Linked DNA regions of Homo sapiens: region 2 is linked to region 1. Evidence: chromatin loops called from intact Hi-C (ENCODE). Cell type or tissue: breast epithelium. All regions are shown on one strand. Links, peaks and the distances in the headings refer to the core of each region. The heading gives the core; the rest is flanking DNA. Region 1 overlaps FRMD4A (FERM domain containing 4A). Region 2 overlaps FRMD4A (FERM domain containing 4A).

Evidence for each region. Hi-C counts contacts between places; a loop is a spot of excess contacts. Peaks named below come from ENCODE experiments on the same cell type or tissue, not always from the same donor. Only the 100,000 strongest peaks of a DNase experiment are listed, where the experiment ranks them.
Region 2: a loop joins it to region 1, with 14 times the contacts of the local background. A loop is called at or near these places in 1 of 110 quality-filtered maps.

The regions. Positions count from the first base shown.
Region 1 is chr10:13,665,487-13,677,358 of GRCh38, reverse strand. FRMD4A (FERM domain containing 4A) reads left to right here. Exons shown (of 25, transcript NM_018027.5): 16 at 2,315-2,448; 17 at 6,831-6,953; 18 at 11,034-11,262. Among named protein-coding and RNA genes, the nearest start is that of PRPF18, 84 kb to the right of the region's middle. RefSeq lists an enhancer at 3,268-3,792. In breast epithelium, for the core only: no CTCF peak of the experiment used is centred there; no DNase peak of the experiment used is centred there.
Region 2 is chr10:14,017,439-14,029,310 of GRCh38, reverse strand. All of the region lies in intron 2 of FRMD4A (FERM domain containing 4A), which reads left to right. Among named protein-coding and RNA genes, the nearest start is that of FRMD4A-AS2, 32 kb to the right of the region's middle. RefSeq lists an enhancer at 8,972-9,021. In breast epithelium, for the core only: no CTCF peak of the experiment used is centred there; a DNase peak (open chromatin) is centred at 4,814; H3K27ac peaks cover 300 bases; H3K27me3 peaks cover 481 bases.

The sequences.
Region 1 (11,872 bases), core at 1-8,000:
ATATGACTGTGAACATTTATTTGGTTGTTCATTCAAGCTAATATTTGTTAGCTGCTTTGGAGGCATAATGATAGTATGTTTCTGCGGTGACAGATATATTCTCTATTTCAAGCTCAAATTGAGGCAAGGGAAAGAACAAAACCCATGTTAGAGTTAAAATGTTCTTAGACATTGAGAGTTCTTGGTGATTAGGGTAGTAAGAGCCTGTATGTATGGTAATTGATGGAATGCAGGGTTTTCTGCTCAGAGACGTTAAATAGAAGAATAGTATATTTATGGGGACAATTTAAGTGAAGCAGAGCTGTTTGATGCCACGGGACAGAAGTTCTTTCTAGCTTTATGATGCTGCATTGCCTTTTCTACCATTGGAAGAAACAGAACTGTGGATTCTGGGAATTCTGACTGGATTATTCTCTCATCTGTTTACTAAAATTGTCCAAAAAATCCATTGTTTCCTATGGAAATAGAATTTTTTCATCTTCCTACCAAAAGTCCTGCCAAGGTTTTACTGGGATTGCATTGATTGATGGAGAATGGACATCTTTACAACATCAAGCTTCTAATCCTTGACCACAGTGTATCTTTCTGTCTATTTAGGTCTTTAGGACAGTTTTCGCGGTGGAGATCTTGCTCATCTTTAATTAGATTAATCTCCCTAGGTATTTGAAGTTCTTTGATGCAGTTGTCAATGGCATGGTGTGAGCCCCTTGAATGCACAGCCTCTAACACCTGTCCGTTTCTAACACTTCTGCTCACGATGGGCTTGCAAAGAAAAGTTGTAATCGGCTGGGCGCGGTGGCTCATGCCTGTAATCCCAGCACTTTGGGAGGCTGAGGCGGGTGGATCACCTGAGGTCAGGAGTTCAAGACCAGCCTGGCCAACATGGTGAAACCCCGTCTCAACTAAAAATACAAAAAAAAAAAAAAAAAATAGCTGGGTGTGGTGGCGGGTGCCTGTAATCCCAGCTACCTTGGCAGGCTGAGGCAGGAGAATCTCTTGAACCTAGGAGGCGGAGGTTGCAGTGAGCCGAGATGGTGCCACTGCACTCCAGCCTGGGCAACAAGAGTGAAACTGTCTGAAAAAAAAAAGAAAAAGAAAAGAAAAGTTATAATCAGCTTTTCCCTTTGTAGAGAGTCAGTGTTCCTTTTCTAACCCATCAAGGTAGAAAAAGTACAATAGCTTCACTCCAGGAAAGTTATTTCAGAATCCAAACACTGGCAGCCCAGAAATTACTCCTTTGGTCTAACCTAAATTCCTCCAGATGGCATTTCAGCTTATTTTCCTTTGGTTTGGTTTGAAGTTTGCCTTCCACAAGGTTTCCTATCGAGCACTCTGCTATTTGAATCATCATGTTTTACCCAGGAAAAGTATGTTAAAATATGTATAACTTTTATTAGGAGGGAATTTGCTCATGATACAAAACATGAAGTTAAAAAATACAATAGCATTCTAATTTTATTTTTTAAATATATGTACTTAGAAAAAAGGCCAAAAGAAAATGCATAGCAATGGTTATTTCTGGGTGATTAGTTAATGGACTATTTCTTATACCTGTCTACATTTTCAGGGTTTTCATCATAAACACACATTATCTTTGCACTAAGCAAAAATAATAAGTATTTTTAAGGGAACAAAATAACATTTTAAATACGTTTTAGGGCTGGGCACGGTGGCTTACACCTGGAATCCCAGCACTTTGGGAGGCCAAGGCAGGCAGATCACTTGAGGTCAGGAGTTCGAGACCAGCCTGGCCAACATGGCGAAACCCCATCTCTACTAAAAATACAAAATTAGCCGGGTGTGGTGGCGGATGCCTGTAACCCCAGCTACTCGGGAGGCTGAGGCACGAGAATCACTTGAACCTGGGAGGCGGAGGTTGCAGCGAGCCGAGATCATGCCACTGTACTCCAGGCTGGGTGACAGAGTGAGACTGTCTCAAACAAAGATAAATAACTCAATACGTATTAAAATTGCTGACATGAGCTTTTCTTTCCCCCTTTCTTGTGTAAAGTCTATTAGAATTTGCTAGTAAAATTTAAAAAGGTATGTGACATTTCTTAAGATAATTGAGAAAGATAAACTTCTTTTTCAGGAGGGTCCATCTTCCTGCCATTTCTTGTGACTGGCTATAAATTCCATGCAGTGCTGGAATGTGCTTCTCACAGTTAGAGTGCTGAGCACCTGTTTTATTTCACACTCCCTTGATTCCTGGGGTAAATCCCATCTCCGCAGCATGGGCTCCAGTTAAATTCATTAGTGGTCCAGATGTGTGTCCCCTGTCAGCTGGCCAAGTAACCCCACTGTTTATCGACAGGTTCTCAGGAATCAGATAGCTCGCAGTCGGCCAAGAAGGACATGCTGGCTGCCTTGAAGTCCAGGCAGGAAGCTCTGGAGGAAACCCTGCGTCAGAGGCTGGAGGAACTGAAGAAGCTGTGTCTCCGAGAAGCTGTAAGCCTTTCCTAGCTCATCCCGTTGAAATTGGTGTTGTCTGTGATGTCACTGATCTTTCTGATGTCATTTGATCTTTTTGATGTCATTTGACTGATGTCATTTGATCGTTTTGACAGAAGGCAAGGGTAGTGATAAAAAGAGGGCCTATCTGGGCGGCGAGCGCTCTCCTGAAACACAAATGTTGGAAACATCCAAACCTCTCTAATGTGCTTTGTCAGAGAAAGAGCAGAACCGCATTAGTGCAAATCTTAAGAAAGCAGTTGACCTGGCTGGGAAATGCACTATGTGATACTGTTAATATTAGCGAATTTTTTTAAAAGAATATGCTTAAAGGGTTGGAAAAAATATGGGTTTTGGTGTGTGCCTTTAATTATTTGGAAAGCCTTGTTTTGTTTTCAACAAAAGAAAAAGTCCCTAAACCCATCAAAGAATTGGTTGATGAAGCACTGTGATGACCAGTTAAAGTTGGTGCTGGCAAAATCCCAAAGAGGACCCCATGGGAGTCCAAGCGACAAGTCCCAATGATGATCCCTCATCCCTCATACTTGCATGGTGGTTCATAAAGCATCTCCTCACGTGATAGTGCCTCATCGATCATAATGGCTGGCCACCATCCTCCCAAGATTTTGTGCCTGAGTTTATTGTTGTGGTGGCTTTTGTTCTTTCTTAAGGGTATTTCAGACTTGTCTTTGGACATCCTATTGAGAAACACTGGTGGTCAACAAGGAAACCACGATCTCACTTGGTATATAGTCACCTTTAGACCCTGTGATCTGGTGTTTAGCTTTTTCATTTTAAAAAATGAAATCTTAGCCTAATGACATTTTTAAATTTTATGCAGGCTGGGCACAGCTGCTCATGCCTGTAATACTAGCACTTTGGGAGGCTGAGGCAGGAGGATCACTGGAGACCAGGGGTTGGAGACTAGCCTGAGCAACATAGTGAGACCCTGTCTCTACAAAAAAATAGCCAGAGGTGGTGGTGTGTGTCTGTAGTCCCAGCTACTCAGGAGAGTGAGGCAGGAGGATCGCTTGAGCCTGAAAGGTTGAGACTGCAGTGAGCAGTGATCACGCCATTGCACTCCAGCTTGGGTGACAGAGCAAGACCCTGTCTCAAAAAAAAAAAAAAAAAAAAAAAAGCAATGCTTTCTCGACCCTATGTATGTGCTAGTCTCACAGAAGTTGCTGCAAGCTGCTGTCTTTATTTATTTAAATATCCATTTCCACCTTTGTCTGTTTATTTCATGACTATTTGTTAGAAGTGTTTGAAGGCTTCATGTTTTAATGCAATACACATGACTCTGTGTGTGTGTGTGTGTGCGCGCGCGCACGCATGCACATGTGTGCATTGTGCACATGGGCACAATGGGGTGGGAGCTCTCCAGGGCAGGAGCAACTGTGCACCACCTAACCTTAGAAAGAGCTTCGCCGGTAAACAGTTGAGAATGGGAAGTCAAAAGAGGTTCCCAAAGTAAGTCAAAGAGACGTATACCCCTCCCCCAAACACTAAGGCCTTGCAGCGGGAAGAATGAAACAAGGGGCCGTGGAGTGAGATCACATTACATTTCAACTTGGCTTAATTATGGTCTGGATTGATTTAAACCGGAGCCAGCTCAAAGCAGAACCACATTAGCACAAATCCATTGCAAATCTTAGGAAAGCAATTGGCCTGGCTGGGGAATGCGCTATGTGATACTGTTAATATTAGCAACATTTTTATAAAGAATACGCTTGAAGGATTGGAAAAAATATGAGTTTGGGTGTCTGCCTTTAATAATTTGGAAAGCCTTGTTTTGTTTTTAATAAAAAGTCCCTAAACCCGGCAGGGAATCCACGTTTCAAAAAGGTAAGGAACATGTCAGGGCAAGATGAGCATGCATTATAAAAAAATCTCACCATCGCTCTTAAAAACAAAAACAAAAGAAGGAAAACAAAGCTGCCACTTCTTATAATGTTAACACCAGAAAATGTAACTTGAGTGGAAGAAATAACCCAACAAGAAATCAGTTGCAGGTAGATTTCTCCTGTGATCATTCCCTATAGTTAGTCCCACCATAGCCTCTTGACGCATGTGTAGTCAAGGGCTGGGGGGAGGTCTTGCTAAATCTGTGCTGTTCCTGCATCTCTCCCCTCAGCTCAGAGTATCAAGACGCGCTGCTTGACCCCTGGGGAGGGGGGCAACTAGAATGATGGAGGGGGAGAGCATTTGGCAGGATATAGGGAGGCACCAAGCCGAGGCCCCACTGCAGAGTGTTAAATTACGTCTTCAGCGTGCAGCTCCAGTTACACATGAAATCAGATTAAATATCTGGAGAATCAAGACTTCGACTCAAATACCTTCAAGTGGATGGTGAAAAAAATCAGTAGCCTCATTTTTTAAACTACATTTTAAAACCACCAACAGTTTAGAGTTACAGATCCATGGCAATTTTAACAACTTTTCCCTCCTTTTTGGAATTTTCTAAGTAAAAAAAAAAAATCAAGTCCTGACAATATAAAACCCTCAATAGTTGTGTTACTTATAGATAGACTTTTAGGGAAGCAGATTAAAAAAAAGTTGCGGAATAAACACTTAACTACTTTGGAGACATTTGAACCACATTTTTTTTTTAAAGAAAAAACCAGGGAAGAAAATTGCAGAGTCTGATACTCAGATAGTTGGCCATTGTGCTCTGAAATGCTTACATTGAGGAATATAAAGTCCACGGGGTCATTTCCCGGCAATCTGAACACAGCGAGGGAGAAGCAGGCGAGTGACGGAGTATGTGTTTATGCTCATGTCACGTGTACACATGTACACACGCACACACATGCACACACCATGCCTGCACATGCATACATGCGTACACATGTGCACACAGCAGTTGGAGAAGAAGGGCCAGCATCACACTCTCATGATTTGGATTTTCCCGCCTGCTGGGCACTCAGCCCTGGGCTGCCCTGCGCAAAAGCTTTCTGTGTAGATGATGGATATTCCTGAGAAAAGCCTCCTGAACTTCCTTGTCAGAGCAGCTCCTTCAGTCTTTGTGCAGCATCTGCGTTGATTTGGGCTAGAAAAGCCAGAGCTGGGCTTGGCCTGGAAGTGCCCACTTTGCCATTAGAGACAGATGCACAGTTGGTCCCCCAGCCTTTTCTGGTCTCTGGAAGTGACTTCTTGAATTTGATGCCTGGCCTCTACAGTGTGGGGCAGCCACTGACTCTGATTTGATCATTGTTCAGCCCTGATACAACTCACTCACAGAGAGCCTGATTCTAATCTTGAATCGCCCCCAGATCCTTAGCCTTTAACCAGGATCACTGTCACCATGGAAGTCTGTCAACTAAATTCACTGTCCTTGTACCCACAACAAGTAGATTTCCGGGGCCCAAAATACACAAAACAAGTGTTTTTTTAGTAGCCTTGTCAATAACATGGATTATATGTTCAGTTTCTACTAAACTTTTTTTTTCCTTAATAAACAGAGTCTCGATCTGTCACCCAGGCTGGAGTGTAGTGGCATGATCTTGGCTCACTGCAACCTCCGCCTCCCGGGTTCAAGCGATTCTCCTGCCTCAGCTTCCCAAGTAGCTGGGATTACAGGTGCTTACCACCACGCCCAGCTAATTTTTGTATTTTTAGTAGAGACAGGGTTTCACCATGTTGGCCAGGCTGGTCTCGGACTCCTGATCTCAAGAGATCCGCCTGCCTCGGCTTCCCAAAGTGCTGGGATTACAGACATGAGCCACCGTGCCCAGCCATTCTACTAAAACTTTTAAATTAAACAGTTTAATGTCTTTTAAGTACAGCCTATTCCTGTAGCATCTGGCCAGAGTAGGTTACTATCCTTACTCAGTTTCTAAATTATTTATCTATGCACTTTTCTGGGATTTGCCATATAGATACCACTCCTCTTGTGAAAATCCATTTGAAGGAAACTTTAAACTTAGATATTTGAGCAGGAATATTTGATGCAGTGTCAAGAGCACGGGATTTGGAGTTAGAGAGGCCCGAGAACTCACGCTGACACTGCTCCTCACTGGCTGGGTGACCTTGCCTGGCACAGAGGAGGCAGGCAGGAAATATCTGTTCACTTAACAAATGAATGAAATTCAAGTTTTATAATGAAAGTCAAATGGCAATTACAGAAATTTACTTTGGAAAAAACTTTGGAAGTGCAACTATTCTACATAAGAGACATTGTTAGAGAAATGAAATTTCATTTCTTGACCTCTTACTTAGGCATAGTGCTTAATGTGAACATTTCTAGCATAAGCGTTGACCTGTATCGAAGTGCATGCGTGCATTTTTGTGTGCGTGTATGTGCGTGTGTGTGTGTTCTAGGAAGCAGACACGCCCCACTCTGATTTGTGCTCACTCCGAATGCCATTTCACATATGCAGGAGCTCACGGGCAAGCTGCCAGTAGAATATCCCCTGGATCCAGGGGAGGAACCACCCATTGTTCGGAGAAGAATAGGAACAGCCTTCAAACTGGATGAACAGAAAATCCTGCCCAAAGGAGAGGTGCGTCCTTCCTTTCTGTTGTTGGATTCTCTCATGTTATCCTTGTTTTTCCCATTGGTCAGGCCTTCCAGGTTTTCTGTACCAATTTCTTCATTTCTGCCTAATGCCAGTATTTTCGCTCATACCTTTTCTTGAGTGAGCTGGCCGGTCAGTATGTGGTTCCCCTCGGTAGGAGTAGTTTGCTTGCATTTGCAGGCATTTGGGTGTCTGTCGAAGTTGCTTGTCTGACGCTGTGGGTCTAGCGCAAGCAGCCACGTTGAGCTTGGGGAAAACATTCCAGTAGCATTCACGTGTATTTGGCTTTGTAATGGCCTCTCAGCCCTCAGTGACTGAGAGCCAAGCTTGATGTGTGATCTATGGAAGAAAAGCTGCCGAGAGAAGGAAAACTTAGGCCACGGCATCAGGTGCAAGGGTACATTGGCTGGGGAGAGACCAGTAGGGTCCACCGCCCCGTGGTCATAGCCTCACCTGGCTACTCACATCCCTCCAAGAATGTGTGCAGGATGCTTGGGCGGCCCTGGCCTTGTTTGTCTGTGTTTGGAGAAGCTACGTCCATCCTTTGGACTGAACACGGGTGAAGATGGGGCTGGAGACTTCAGATTTGGGGAGAAAACAAACAAACAAACAAACAAAACCAAGACTTGACTCTCTGGCTGGTTAATGAGAATCCAGCCTCAGGCCAAGAGAAAGTAAAGGCCAGGTATACCCTCAGGCCCAGGGCTCCTGCCCAGGAAATGCTTTCCCAGATTTCTTCTGAAGGAAGTTACTAATTAACATGCTCTTGAACAGAGGCCTTAAAAGGTCAGGACTTAGAGCCAGGGGAAAAAGGAATGCTGTACATTTTTAGTATTTTAAGAAAGTGATTGGGAGAAACGGACACCTGGGGTAGGTAGGATTAGGGTGAGGGTGAATTCAGAGAGGGACCCATGTGCTTGTGGCCCATCTGTGTTAGAGGAATCTCCTGAGATCTGCAGTGGCAGGTCCTGGGACACTGGCAGACACACCAATGTGCTTCAATTAAAACTAAAGCTCATGTGGCCGGGCGTGGTGGCCCACGCCTTTCGCTGCAAAATCCCAGCACTTTGGGAGGCCAGAGTGCGCAGATCACTTGAGGTCAGGAGTTCGAGACCAGCCTGGCCAGCATGGTGAAGCCCTATCTCTACCAAAAAGATACAGACATTAGCCAGGCATGGTGGTGTATGCCTGTAATCCCAGCTACTCAGGAGGCTGAGGTGAGAATCGCTTGAACCCGGGAGTCGGAGGTTGCGGTGAGCCAAGGTTGCGCCACTGCACTCCAGCCTGGGTGACAGAGACCCTGTCTCAAAAAAAAAAAAAAAAAAAAAAAAAACTAAAGCTCAGTTAGGCAGTTCCTGGTCTGTAAAATGGAGCTCATAGCCCTTACTTCTTGGGGTGTCCCTGGGATTGAATGAGCCAGTGTATGTAAAACACGTCACTCAGTACTTGGCACTTGTGATGCTCAGCAAACAGTTGCTTGTAGGGGAGATGCAGTCTCAAAGGAGGGGTGCCACACCGTAGGCAGGAACTGCAGGGGACGGAGGGATTGAGGTCGGGTATTTCCAAATCCTGCTGGTCATCAGAGCCACTCTAGGGAGGAACTTCAACTCCCCCTGTTGCTGGGCAGATACCTGGCCCTTAAGCTTTAAAAAGGGACCCCACTTTTAGGGAGTTCCCCCAACACCCTCCTTGGTCTTCCCAGAGTCCCACCACACCTTTCACGCATCTCAGTACCGCGGGACTTTAGCTCCCTGAGAATGCCCTAGCCATGTGCTTCCTTACCTGTCCCCACACATGATCTTTCCTAAGTTCGTAAAAGGAACCAACACAGGAGCAGCTGGCATTCTGCGGGGTTCCTCTGGGAAGCATGAGATGATCACCTGGTCTCTACTGTGGCTCCTGGAAACGCACTTTGCTTCCCTATTCATATAACAGGCAGACATTTGCATGGACAGGGCATTCAGCCTTGGACTTGTCTTAGTTTAAATAGTGAGAATTTGTCCTGGGCTCCCCACAAAACTCTGAATCAGTGTCTGGTGCCAGGGCCATTGTAACAGCTCAGGAACAGCTGCCCCAGGGAGCCCAAACTCACAGAACAGTCTTTGTCCCTTGGTGACTTGCCTATTTCAAGACCACAGGCAGGAGTCCATGTTGATATTCTTCTCCCTCTGAGACAACAGCGCAGCCAGCCTTGGCAGGATTCAGAAGGAGTTTATTATCTCCGAAATAGTTCTCTTTAACCTTCACCTTTTCCTCTCGCTTCTTGTTCCTGCTCCCTTTAGGCTTAAAGTGCTCAAAAGTCAATGAGATCAGGCAAAGAACTTCTCCTTGATGGCATCCTCCAGCTTGGTGCATTGTGCCCAGAGGCAAGGATATTTTACTGAGCAACTAAACAGGAAGATCTGTTGATTCTAGCAAACAATTGATCTCCTCCTATTTGGCTAGATCAGTTCCCATCAAATTTCAGCGTGTCTGTGAATTTCCTAGGGCAAGATGTGTGCTCTCTCTCCCTGGCCTTGAGAAGCTGCCGATGCATTTGTCCTGGGTTTACTAGCTGTGGGGTTAGGCAAATATTCTACCTCTCCTTCAGGCTGCCAAATATGCCCACCTTGCAGGACCCTGTTGCTCAAAATCTCAACCGACAAGGTGCTGTTTAGAGCTAGCTCTGATCCGGAGGGGTTTTACTAGAGAAGAGAGGAAATAGAAAAATGAACAATCTGACGCTTTGCGGGGGATTCCGCATTCATCCCCAAATCCTCACGCACACATGCATGAGCTACCTCCCCCCATCCCTCAGCAGCTGGTGTACATACATCTGCAGAGGAGAGGCTTGGTCAGCATAGAGGACAGCAGCAAACATGCTGTCTAGGTGTCATCCGCTAGGTCCACCAGGCATTTTTGACAGCCACAGCTTCATTCTTCCCGGTCCCAAAACTCTGAGGAGAATCTCATCCATCCGTACTTCTTGGCTAAAGGAAGAATAGAGGTGGGAGGGAGCTACAGTAAAAAGAGGGGAAGGACATCAAGTGAGCTGGGGGGGTGGGGTGGGAGGGGGACTGCCTCCACCACCACCCACTGTCCATTTGTGCCCCTTGAAGGGCCCGGCTGTAGCCTAGCAGAGTATACATGAATAGGCAGATGGGGGAGGGACAGCCAGAGCTTGCAAAATGAGCTCCCATGGCCGGGCATGGTGGCTCACACCTGTAATCCCAGCACTTTGGGAGGCCAAGGCAGAAGGATAGTCTGAGGTCAGGAGTTCGAGACCAGCCTGGCCAACATGGTAAAACCCCATCTCTACTAAAAATACAAAAGTTAGCAAGGTGTGGTGGCAGGTGCCTGTAATCTCATCTACTCAGGAGGCTGAGGCAGGAGAATCATTTGAACCTGGGAAGCAGTGGTTACAGTGAGCAGAGATTGCACCAGTGCACTCCAGCCTGGGTGACAGAGCAAGATCCATCTCAAAAAAAAAAAAAAAAAAAGAAAAGAAAAGAAAAGCTCCCGAAAGACACGCGGGTGAGTGGGGGTACAGGGAAAGACAAGATATGTGAGTCAGAGGCCTGTGAGTTAGGCACACGTGAGGGGCACACAGTGTGAGAGTCAGAGGCCCGTGCATTAGCTCATGTGTGTGAGCTCCTTGGTAGCAAGTCCACAGAGAAGAATGGCATAAAGAAACTAAAAATCCTGCTGCATCCTACATCCAAAATGGAAAGGAAGTGACAGTCACTTGGGCTCTGAATCTCTCCAAAGGCTTTGGTTTGTCTTGATGAACCTTGCTGGAGACAGTCGAAACACAGCCAAGCGATCCCTAAACCTGCATCGTGGGAACTCTGTTCTCAGCGATGGCGGCAGCGTTCACACCAACACTTGTCTTCAGAAAGTAACAGGAGCAAGGGTTACAACAGTGGGTGTGCCTGGGGACTTCAGTGGGTGCAGATTTTAGGAGTGGGGCTACTCTTAAGAGTGTCTCCCATGGAACTGGACTTGCCTTGGGACAGGGGAGGGAAGGATGAGGGTCTCCCTGCTCAGCATCCCCAGTAACCCAAACCGGTGCTTTCCCTCCCACAGGAAGCTGAGCTGGAACGCCTGGAACGAGAGTTTGCCATTCAGTCCCAGATTACGGAGGCCGCCCGCCGCCTAGCCAGTGACCCCAACGTCAGCAAAAAACTGAAGAAACAAAGGAAAACCTCGTATCTGAATGCACTGAAGAAACTGCAGGAGATTGAAAATGCAATCAATGAGAACCGCATCAAGTCTGGGAAGAAACCCACCCAGAGGGCTTCGCTGATCATAGACGGTCAGTGCCAACCGGGCTGCCCCCACCCCACTCCCACGCCCGGGCCCCGGCAACCAGACGCCAGGTCCCACGAGTGGTCCCTGCACGACCTGAGCAGCTGCCTAACTGTCCGCTGCCTTCATTTGTCCATCCATAAAATGAAGCGAGTAAGGCCTGATCCCACATGAGAGAAACCAAGTGGACTCAGACACAGATGAAGGGATTGTACGAATCAAACTGTTGGTATCACTATTGGTTTCCTCCCTGGGAGAACCTGCAGCCAGGAGCTAGCATTCTTCTCAGCCCTTACTGTGAACTGAGCTGAGTTGACTGGGCTAGACCAGGCTCTGACACTCTCAGGGACCTGACCACCCCTACTCAAGTCTGGAAGGACAGGTGGGGCTGGGGTACACAGCAGCAGTGATCCCTGTCTTCGAGCGGCCCCCGCCAACCCACTGACCCCTATGCTGCCAGGGGCCTCCTATCCCAAGAGCTGAAGCTTGGGGAGACTGGACCATCTGATTATCTGGAACCCTGAGCTCCAGTCATGGGTTAGGAATTTGGGTGATGACCTTTGGTAAATTCTAGAAGGAAATCCCCCAAAATCCACCCACAAAGCATCAAGTCCCCT
Region 2 (11,872 bases), core at 1,694-9,693, 350 kb before region 1:
AGGAGAGACCAGCTTCATGCCTTTACAAATAATTCAGCCAATTCCCACCCCACCACCGAGACTTCTATTTTATTTGAATCTTACCACTAAAACGTTAAGCCCGCTGGAGGAGATGTTTCATAGAAATGGGAGAAAGAGATGATCATCTGAGGTTCAAAGAGAAAGAAATTTAACGGTTCTGAATTTAAAAACATACCCACAAGTGTTGTTATTTAAATGCACAGAACAAATTCCGGTGTTTGCCTACCGTATAGAGTGTGTCACTGATTAATTATTCTCAACCGGCCAGCCCCAGCAGGATGGTTCATGTCAGATCATTCTTAGGTGGCCACCAAGCTTTGATCAACGGTTAAAGTGGATTTTTTTCCAACAGAAATTTACACCATCAAAGAAATGTCTATAAATAGTAGCAGGATCCTGTGCTGTCAGCATTGAGACCTTGGCTGTCAACTCTTCAAACCCAATGATCCCTGGGCTCAACCCTAGGATCCATCACTGCCCTGATGTCCCTGCCACTTAGTGCTGCAAATCCCAACCTCAGGAGGTGTACTACATACCTCCCTCATTCTCACTCATTGCCCTTCCCACAGGGTGGGAGTATGGATATCGATACAAGCGTGCAATGTGTCATAATCACACTGTGGAAAATGGGGGTCTCCATCCCCTCAAGCATTTATCCTTTGAAAAGCAAGTTTTGTTAGTCCCTTTCCTTATGAATTAAATTTGGACAAAATGTTTTTAATATCTGGATTTTCATAAGAGATATGTTTATTTCATCAACCTTCCTCCTGGGGTGGACAAGGGATCAGAGCATGGAGAACAGTTAATGTTTCTTAGGTAGGGCAACAGCCTCTTCTCCCCCTTTGTCAGTGACTCTCCCTCATCCCCAAGTCCCAGAGTGAGTCCCCTGATAAGGAGTTACGCTCTACATTCATATTTCCCAAGAAAAAATAATGTAAGATTACTTCAATCACATCAGGCCTCCTCTTTTCTAGTCTGTAAGGTCTTGAAGAAGAAACAATATCTTAATCATCTTTGTAGGCACCAGCACCTATGCCAGTATATACCCCAGTTAGTAAATAAACATTTGTCCAAAGGGTGCATTAATGAATGAACAAATGAATGTTCACATTTGATATAAGTATTAATAAAATGTCCCCATAATTATCAAAAAAATATATAACAGGTAGTTAGAATATAGTTACTAAGAAAACATCCACAATCGATCGGCCCAAGCCAGCCTTCACCATGTTCTCATATACCGATAAGCACTGACACCCGTGAACTTGCTTGTATGAATGTATCTTCAAGTTTTTCTGTCTTAACACTGGTGTGGTTCTACTTCCTCCCTGGTACCCAGTTACTCCAAGTGGCTCATATCATTCACTAAAATCCGAATTCATGATTAATGTCTCTTCGGGGTGACATCCGCATACACTAATTTCCTGTGCATTCTTCAGGCTAACTCCCTTCTGGTCAATTTCTCTCCTTTGGAAACTATTAAAGTGACTTTTGTTGGAAGAACAGGATGTTCTGAATACATTCTTCTAGAGCCCCAGTGCTAGAGTAAGAACCACACACTCTGCCCAAATCATGTACAATTTCTTATCCCTGAAGTTTGCTATTTACATTCTAAGAGAAGCCAATGCACTGACTGTTTGATTTTTGTTTTGTTTTTGTTTTTGTTTTTGTTTGAGACAGAGTTTAGCTCTTGTTGTTCAGGCTGGAGTGCAATGGCGCCATCTCGGCTCACTGCAATCTCTGTCTCCCAGGTTCAAGCAATTCTCCTGTCTCAGCCTCCCGAGTAGCTGGGATTACAGGCACATGCCACCAAGCCCAGCTAATTTTTGTATTTTTAGTAGAGACAGGGTTTCATCATATTGGTCAGGCTGTCCACCCGCCTCGGCCTCCCAAAGTGCTGGGATTATAGGCGTGAGCCACCATGCCCGGCCGCATTGACTGTTTTTAAAGCCCCCCAAAAAATTGTCTTAGAAAATAGTCACATAAAGTCATGGTTGAGACTGGGAGACTCAACTCTCTCTTGGCAACTGCTTTAAATGGAAACAATAGCTCTTCTCCAAGGTCTGATCCCTTGTCCATCCCAGGAAGAGGGTTGATGAAACAAACAAGTAGTATATCTCTTATGAAATTCCAGCTATTAAAAACATTTTGTCCAAATTTAATTCATAAGGAAAGGGGCTAAGAGGACTTGGTTTTCGAAGGATAAATGCTTGAGGGGATGGAGACCCCCATTTTCCATGATGTGATTATGATGCATTGCATGCCTGGATCAAAATATCTCATGTAACCCATAAATATATACACCTACTATGTACCCACAAACAATAAAAATAAATTCTTTTAAAAAAAGAAAGAAAATTTGATGTTGAACACTCCTCTGAGATCGCTGGAAAACTAGAACAATGTTGCACATATGCAGATACATACCCTCCCCCTAGTCTCCTTATGATAGGGCCCCTCATGGGCATCAGGCTGTCTTGCTTGGTGAGAGAAGGCACTTGGCTTTTTGAGGACCTTCAGGGCAGCTATAGTTTTAACAAAAGATGGCAACTATGTGGCAAGAAGTCCTCTTGTGTTGAGACTTTCTTGCTGATGTGATGCAGCTGGTTATTGAATCAATTTCAGACATGGCAAAACCATGAGCCCCTAGGAAGGTCTGTAGCTCAGTTAGCCCATCAGGGAAATAGATTTTCTGTGCATTCTTGGCTATTGAAGACATTCATCTCAGCACTGCCCGCCCCTTCCTATGCCGTTCCTAACAAGAGACACCTGCTGTGGGACCCGCTCTAATTCTTCCATTAGAGGCCTGAAAACAAAATAGAAACCATAACTCGAAGAACATGCATGTACAATTTAGGACCCACTGTCAAGCTAAACTCATCTGACAAGACTCCAAATCTGCTTTTGAAATAATACAGTGCTTTTTGTCCATTTCTTTATCTTTGCCCTTAATTTTATGGTAGCTTTGTTTAAGTGTGAAATGTTGAATTAAGTCTGTGTCTATCTCCTCTGGGAAAAGAAAATTCACAGAGAGATACTAAAATGGAGAGTTTTAACCGTTCATACCCGAGAGAGCTCTGATATGCAGGGAGGGGAGTTTTACTGTAAAGCAGAAATGTTATATTTATATTTCCCTCTCGATCTCATGAGGCCCACCTTCTTTGACATCAATGTTGGCTGTTAAGTGGTCACACTCTGTTTGGAATCAGGAGACCAGAGTTTAACAGAAAGTGTTTAGGGAACTAAGAGGACAGAACTGGGCACTGGCTTGCTAGACGAAGGCTGATTTTGTTACTACAGTCACAGCAAGGATGGCCATTAGCGTCTTGACAGCCACGTGTCCCTGAGAGATTTTCTCAGGCCTGAAAAACTGTCCAAAGCAGTATCTTTCTTAGGATACGTGATTTCAGCCTTAAAAAGGGAAGAAAGTCCGACACAGGCTACCCCGTGGGTGAACCTTGAGGACATTACACTAAGTGAAATAAGCCAGTCACCAAAGGACAAACACTATATGATCTCACTTATACGAGGTCCCTAGAGTGGTCAAATTGATAGAGACACTAAGTAGAATGATGATGGCCAGGCAGCTGTGGGAGGGGAGAAATGGAGTTATTGTTTAATGGTCACAGTGTTTCCGTTTTGCAAAATGAGAAGAGTTCTGGAGATGGATGGTGGTGTAATAGTGACTATCCTTAAGGCCCCAAAATTTTTCTTAGACAATAATCATGTGATGTCATTGTTGAGACTAGCAGACTGCCTTAAATAAGAAACACTAGCTGTTATCCACAGTCTGATCCCTTGTCCATCCCAGGAAGAGCATTGATGAAATAAACAAGTCTATCTTGTTTATTCCAGTACAATGTGAACCAAGTACAAGGTGAATGTACTTAACACTACGGAACAGTACACTTAAAAATAGTTAAGATGGCAAAATTTATGTGAGGTATATTTTACCACAATTTCCAAACATTTTTAAGTTAAAAAAAAAAAGCAAACTTTGGAAGCAGAAAAGGAGAAACTGCATTTGCAAGATTTCGTGGATATTCTGTAACTGGCAGAAGCTTGAGGAATTGACACGAGATATTAAATTTTTTCCTTGATGTTTATCTACTCTTGCAGCAGAGGGGGTGCATAGGATGGAGAAGAAAGACAGTGTGAGGGATCTAATAATATTCTGAGGAAAAATTTAGTACCCTCACAACTTTCGTTTCCTTGTTTTTCACAAGACTATGTGCTTTTCAGTCATCGTGTACAAAACAAGGTCTGATACGTTCTCTACAAAGAACTATTGATGGTGTGTCTGTGTGAATTGCCCTAGCATTGGTCACAGCCAACTTCTGTGGGACCCACTGCCCCCGTTCGACAATACACTCCAGTGTGTTTAGCCATTTATGAAAGGTCAGAAATCAACTGAGAAATGGGCTAGAGTCAAAAACATGTGGCCCTATAAATATCAGAGTCAGACAGTCTATTCCATTTTCCCCACTCTTGCTTTCACCCCATCTCACTTCTCTCTTTCACTCACTGGTGAGGTTCTCTGCGCTTGGCCAGCACCTCGGACTGTGAAGTTACACAGGGAAGGCAGTGGCTGCAGTCTTCATCTGGTGGCCTCGCTTTATGCCCATTCTGATCCCATAGCACCATTATTAGAGTTTGGTGTTTGTTTTTTCAAAATATCCTTGTACAGTTTCTGGCTACACAGCTCGAGCAGTCCAGCCTGCGATGTTCTGCTTTCTTTTAAGGGTTTCTACTTCCCATTAGTGGCAACCCTGCCTTGTGATCAAATTTGACGCCGACGGTGTTTCCTGAGCTGGGGAGTTTGCAGATCTGATCTGTCAGCGGGGACTGAGAGCAAATCGGGACATTCATCATGACTTTGGCTGCCAAGCTGGAAGACTTTGAGCTGACACTGGAGCACCTGCTCATGGATGTGTTTGTAAGTAAAGGCTTTTCCTATTCCAGGCGCAAGAGAGTCTCCCCTGCCACTCCGAAAGTCCTTGGGACCCTGTCCCCATTACGGAATCTCATTCTGATCTGCAACTGTGCAGTTCCCAAGTCCACATGATTTATTCTTACTCATGTGCGGTCAGGGGAGAAAACCGTAAAGTTCCTCAGTGCCTGAGTGGCACAGAATAGTCCATGCAGATTAAATAGTAGAGATGTGGGTTTAGAATCAAGTCACTTGCAGAAATCTGAATGAATAGGGTGAAGAAATAGAAACCATTTGCCAGAAGAGATCAAAGCAGCTTCAGTAGCTATTCCCTGAATGAACCACATTTGTTTGTTTATGAAGTGACCATCCCAGAAAAAAAAGTGGGGAGGGTGCTCAAAATGCTAATTTTTTTTTTAGAGGATGCTGAATCTAGGATAGAAGCATGAACTTCACTGTCCCCAGAATTCCAGTGTGTGGGTCCCTGCTACTTGGAGAGGCATTCAGTTACCAAGAGTTCCTCAGGAAGTGATTTTGTGGCCTGAGGCTGTTTGAGAGATTCTCTGCTAAAGAAAAGAGCAGCTGACAAGGACACTTCTATTCCTGTGATGATTTTAGCGATGCAGGCTTTGAAAACTGCAGGGCACGCACTGCAACCTTCACATCATTTCTATCTTAAACCAACCACACTCTTTCTTCCAGTACTTTTCTCAGGGTTTTCTGTTGGCCACGGGTCTGTTCGTTCTGTGTTGTTCATAGGGGTTTAGGGAACTGCAAGACTGTGAAATACACAGGTGGTAAGGCAGCTGAAAGGTCTTCTCGATCCAAGAACAACACTGCGCTGCCCCCGGGAAGGCGGCTGTGAGCTGTTACCTTTCCAGGACCCGCCAGTCTGCGTCTCGCAGCTGGAGAAGGCTATGGAAGGTTGGCGCTTTCTTTATAGTACATCACTGAGTCCTTTTCAGGAACCTTTCAGGGAATGGTGTGTTTTGGCAGACGTGAGAGTCTGAGGCTTTTTTTTTTCTTTATTAATTTAAAATTTGTCTTCAAATTGAGGCAACATTGTGCTGGCAGAATTCCCAGAGGGAATCGCCCTTCCCAGGGCTGGGTGTGGGGCTCTGGGCGACTCGCATTCATTCTGACCTTCGTGTTGGAAGTTATGCCTGGAGGAGGAATGCGTCCAGAAGGGAGAGCGTCCTTCTGGGTTTCCAGGGATGGGAGATTCATGGCCAGGGTCATGACTTTATGAGAAGTATGAGTAGAAACTGAACTGCAGACAGGGAGGTTTCTTGGACCACTTCCTCTGCCTGGCTGCCACTGCCTGGGATGGTGGGGATGGTGGCTGATGGCTGTGGAGTCACTCTTGGGGGTGATCTGTGGCATGCCAAAGTGTTGGTGTGAGTTTGGTCGTATTGGAGGAAACGAATTAATCAGGGAACTGTTTTATTTCAATACCACAAAGTCATTAATACATTTCCCATTCTCTCCTTAACTTCCCCTACCCGCAGGCTCCTCTCCTAACACTTCTACCACCTTCGTCTCCTTTCCCAGCTCCAAGATGCACTCCACCTTGAAAGAGAATGGGGTCAGACACTCCATCCTTTTCTCTAAATACAACCCATCTTTTCATAGCCCCAGTGTGCATCTTTGACTTATCACTTGAACTCACCTTCTCATCCTCCCACAGCCAGCACTTCTCCAGTTCTTCCATCCATTATCATCTCTAGCCCAACCTCCCCACACTCAATTTTTACCCCTTATTTACATAGCATTTGCCTGCCCTCTGTAGCAACATTTGTGCCCCTGCTTCTCCCTTGAGAAGCATTTAAATCACATTTAACATTATGCAATGTTTATATTAAATCATGTGATTCCAACAAATTCAGGCAGCTAGACAAAGTTTGGGCCAGATCACACAAGGTTTTGGAGGTCAAGTTCTCTTTTAAGCCTATCTCTTATAATTTCCCATTGTGAGTTCCCCACTCCAAACTGGTCAACATTAGTCTCTGCAAGACAGCGAGCCTCTTCTCATTACTATGTCTTTGTGCTTGTAATTCTGCTTCCTCTTGACCTGTCTGAAGTTCATACATCCTTCAAGCCTCAATGAAATTCTCTCCCCTCTGCGAAGCTTAGACACGTGGATTTCTGTCGCACTTCCTCTCTGTACCACTCATTATTTGTTGACCTCACTTAGTTAATTCTCTCATTCTGTGTCTCTGTCTTGCCTCCTCCTCAAGGTGATCCTGAGATCCAAAAGGCAAGGACACCTTTGTAACCTCCATGGCACCTAGAATATTGTATACAAGGACCTCAATAGATACATATCAATCGCTTGAGTTTTAACTAGTATATTTTTACTGTTATTGTAAAATTTAACTTTTGCTGGGAGCAATAAAATGCAAAAAAAAACGCAGAAATCTCATGATTGCATGCATTTCTTACCAGGTTGTACTCTGGTGTCTGACACAGTCATTTCAGATGCCGTTCTGGTGATATACTGAAGAAATCACTGGATGCAAAAATAATAGGGACTCTTTTTTGTTTGTAATTTGTTATTGTAAGATATCGGTGAGGTGCACAAAAGTCCATAAAACATGTATGGATAGTCTAAAGGATTATTTACAACATGAACACCCTGTGTAACCACCACCCAGATTAAAAATGAAATATTGTGAGTGAGGACTCCAGGAGTCTCTGAGTATCCCCTCTAGATTAAAATTCTCTCCCTCCCCCAGAGGGAAACAGAACCCTCCCCCAGTTTTTATTTATTTATTTTTATTTTATTGTATTTATGTATTTATTTGAGTCAGGGTCTCCCTCTATCCCCCAGGCTGGAGTGTGGTGACATGATGTTGGCTCACTGCAGCCTCGACCTCCTGGGCTCAAACAATCCTCCCACCTCAGCCTCCCAAGTAGGTGGGACTACAGGTATAAGCCACCATGCCCAGCTGTTTTTTTTATTATTTTTTTTTTTTATTTTTGTGGAGATGAGGTCTTGTTATATTGCCCAGGCTTGTCTTGAATGTCTGGGTTCAAGCAAACATTTTGCTTCAGCCCCGAAAGTGCTAGGATTATTACAGGTGTGAGCCACCATGTCTGGACCCCCCAGCTTTTATATAAAGATTTTTTTTATTTTCTGTATAGCTTCCCCACCTATATACACATCCCCAAAGAAAATTGAGAGGGAGCTTTAAAGTCTCATGGGCTCAAGTCTCAATCCCAGCTTGGTACCACTTCCTAGATGTGAGATTGTTGGCAAGCATTTCGTCTTTGTGAGCTTCAGTTTCCTTATCAATACAGTGCAGCTAATGCTACCCGGCTTACAGGATCATGGTGAAGATTCAGAAGAGGTGACATAGAGCAAGTGTCCAGGGGTGTGTCTGATGCCAAGGAGGCACATGGTAGGTCAGTTCTCTTCATCCCTTGCCTTGCCCCTAGAAAAGGCATCTGTTTTAAGTCGCCTGCTGCAATCCATCATCCCCCTTTCCTCCACCTCTACAGCTCTCTCCCACTATTTCTCCCTAACCTTTCCCCCTTGAATGATTGGGAATTTGGGTTCTTTCTAAGCACAGCCTTCACTCCCTGCCTGAACCACAGCAACCTGTGGCTGTTTCTCCTGCTACCAAAATTGCAGGAGCCCTGTGCTCCTGCTGGCTTCCCTAGCATGGCCTCTAAACAAAACAAAAAAAAAAATTGGGGCTGCCTTTTTTCCAGTCACCTTCCAGAGGAGTCAGGGAGATTGCCTGATGCCCCATGGGGTTTGAGAGGCTAAAAACCTAAATAAGAACAAAAGAAGACTTGACATCTATAGGCCAGTGTGTCCTCTCCCAGTCTTGCTGGGGACTGTAGCCTTTCTCATATGAGTGGGATGGTCTAGAAAGAATATTTGCATCAGAAGCCCATTAGCCTTGGGTTTCCTCTATAGCTGATGGCATGCTCATTAGGCTGTCATCCCACTATCTCAAGAACAGCTGTTTCCATATTGACACTTCTTTTCTGGGATTACAAAGGGCCACTGGGGGGCTTTGGGGGAATGCAAGGCTTCTGCAAGATGAGATAAAAGGGACAGATCAGACTGGTGTTTCATAATTAGTTGTCATCACTCTGGGGCGTCTCTGGCTGCTGCTATGCTGCTGGGTTCGTGAGAGGAAGCAGCACACATGTTCGCGTGCACAAGCTCGCACCTGCAAATGTACATGCAGGATCCTGCACCAATGCCAAGAGCACAAGACGGGAGATCAGTCCAAGCACACGAATGGCTCTTCAGGACAAGCTCCAGAAGTGTTGGCAGTGCCCTCAGTGACGTCTTTGTCCTGTTTCGTTTTGTCTGTCTGCATCTCGTTTCAGAAGATTTAAAATGCTTCTCTCCGAGGCATACCTTGGAGGCTATGCATTCAGCAGCCATTCCAACAGCAGGTCCATAGATGAGGAGCCCCACAACGCACCCCAAAGGAAAAAAAGAAACAGAGGAAATCAAGCAGGTTTCCTGAAACATTTCTCATTGGATTAAATAACCCAGTATCAGACTCAAATCTGTCCTTTCAGAAAGAGGCCTGTGGTTCTAGGTCACCCTCCACAGCCCTACTTCTGCTACTGACATTGCATGGGCACGTTCTCAAAGGCATCAGCCCCATCACTGTCCATCTGATCTGGCTCAAATCCCCTGTTTATATTGATCCTTCTGTTTATAATTTAATTTTTATTTTTATCAAAATAATATGTGTACATGGCAATATTCATAACATTTGAAAGCTGAAGAGTACTAGAAGGCTTAGAAAGAAAAACCCAGGCTCCAGTCCTTTCCTGCCAACTTATGAGTCTCTTTCCCTATAAACACATGTGTCTCTTCCCCCTCTGTCTACTGAATATATTGGCATCACAGCTTAAATCAAAATTCAGTTTTATTATGAATATTAAAATATTATTTACATCTGAGAAATGTTATACATTATGATGGCATGTCTTGGATTTTACAACTTTATGTTTTTCCTGGAGTTGATAATTGCCTTATTTCAGTGTTTGCTTTATGTTCTATGTATTTATCAATCATTTTTATCTAAGATTTTCAATAGAGCTATGTAACTCCTCTCAATTTGGTAAATTCATCAGATACTTAACCCACTCCTTTCTTTTTTTTTCTTTTTTGAGACATTCTTTCTGAAGCTCTACTTCCTCCTGCATCAATTGGATTAGCTCTTCTCTTGGTCTCTTGCGTGACTGTCTTCTTGAGGATCCTCTTTTCTATTATTCTGGGAACTCCCTTGGTACCTCTCCTGTGATCAATCCTTTTCCTGGAATTCATATTCCCTTCTAACATTCTTCTGCTGGAGACATCTTCCAGTAAAGGTGCATGAGAAGTAAATGTGCGTGTTATTGAATGTCTGCCCTCACACTTAACTAATAACTTATCTAGTGATCGGTATTCTCTTGTTGAAATCCAGAGCTGCATTTACAGGCTTGACTCTTCTCCTAAGTTCCAGGTCAAAATGTTCAGGCATCAGAAGCTCTGCATGCCCCGAGCTACTCATTATCATCTCCCCAAATCTTCCCCTCTTCCTGTGCATTTATTTTGACTAATAGGACCATCCTTCCTGTAGTCTGTCAGAATAGAAATTGTAAAAGAACAATGTCCTAGTTCTGCACTTAATCATTTCTCATTTGGACAATTGCAATAATCTTGTACCTGCTCTCTTGGCCTCCAATATACCTTGGTTCTTCATTCTACCATTCATCTTTTATCAATCAAGTCCCCAAAACTCAGATTGGATGGTGTCACTTCCTCCCTAAAAGTAACTTAAAATGGCTCCCCCTTGCTCATGGAATGAGATCTAAAATATATTGTTCTATAGTATGCAAGTCAGAATCTTGCCTTAATGTCATTTTTTTTTTTTTTTTTTTTTTTTTGAGATGGAGTCTTGCATTGTCGCCCAGGCTGGAGTGCAGTGGCACGACCTCGGCTCACTGCAACCTCTGCCTCCCGGGTTCACACCATTCTCCTGCCTCAGCCTCCTGAGTAGCTGGGACTACAGACGCCTGCCACCATGCCCGGCTAATTTTTTTTTTTTTTTGTATTTTTAGTAGAGACGGGGTTTCACCATGTTAGCCAGGATGGTCTATGATCTTCTGACCTTCTGATCTGCCTGCCTCGGCCTTCCAAAGTGCTGGGATTACAGATGTGAGCCACTGCACCCAGCTGCCTTAATGTCATTTCTTACCACCCTTGTTCTCACAGACAGAACTGTGCTATCTCATGTAATTTTCATGTCAACAGTCTATTAACTGCATTCGTGCCATAGAGGTTTAAAATTCTTAGAATGGAGTACCCCCAGCAAGCAAGAGCAGTTAGAATCCCCTACTCATCCTCATCTACCTCTAAGGATTTGTCCACTGGAGGTGTTTTACCCATTCTGGTCACAGCTTGCACTTTGGTGTTTTGATTTACAGGATGTTGGGTATACTCTAGAACACATTCAACATAAACCATATTCCCATGACATGAGGCTTCAAAGAGACTGTCTTTCTAACAGATTCAAGATGCTTTCTTTTCTTCCTTCCTCACTTTGGGAAAATATACCACGTGACTCATCCCAGATGTCCATGAGCAAATGGACAGTTGACCCTGGGAGTGATATGTCCCTGGGCACAGGAGCGAAAGGAATCTGATGGCCCTAAAGAAAGCCATTGTCCTTTGCAGCACCAGAGGGATTACTTGAACCAAGATGAACTATTCCCCTGTTGAAGAAAATTGCTTGTTAAATTTCTCCTCCTGGAAAAGGAAGCATGGAAATTAGAAACAGATGTAAAAGTTGATCATTCGCCACCCAATCCTTATTAAGACACCTGAAATTTGAGAGCTAAGCCTAGTAAAAATTGAGTCAACAGCTATTGGCTCTGTTTGGAGGTATGCTATATATATTCAGC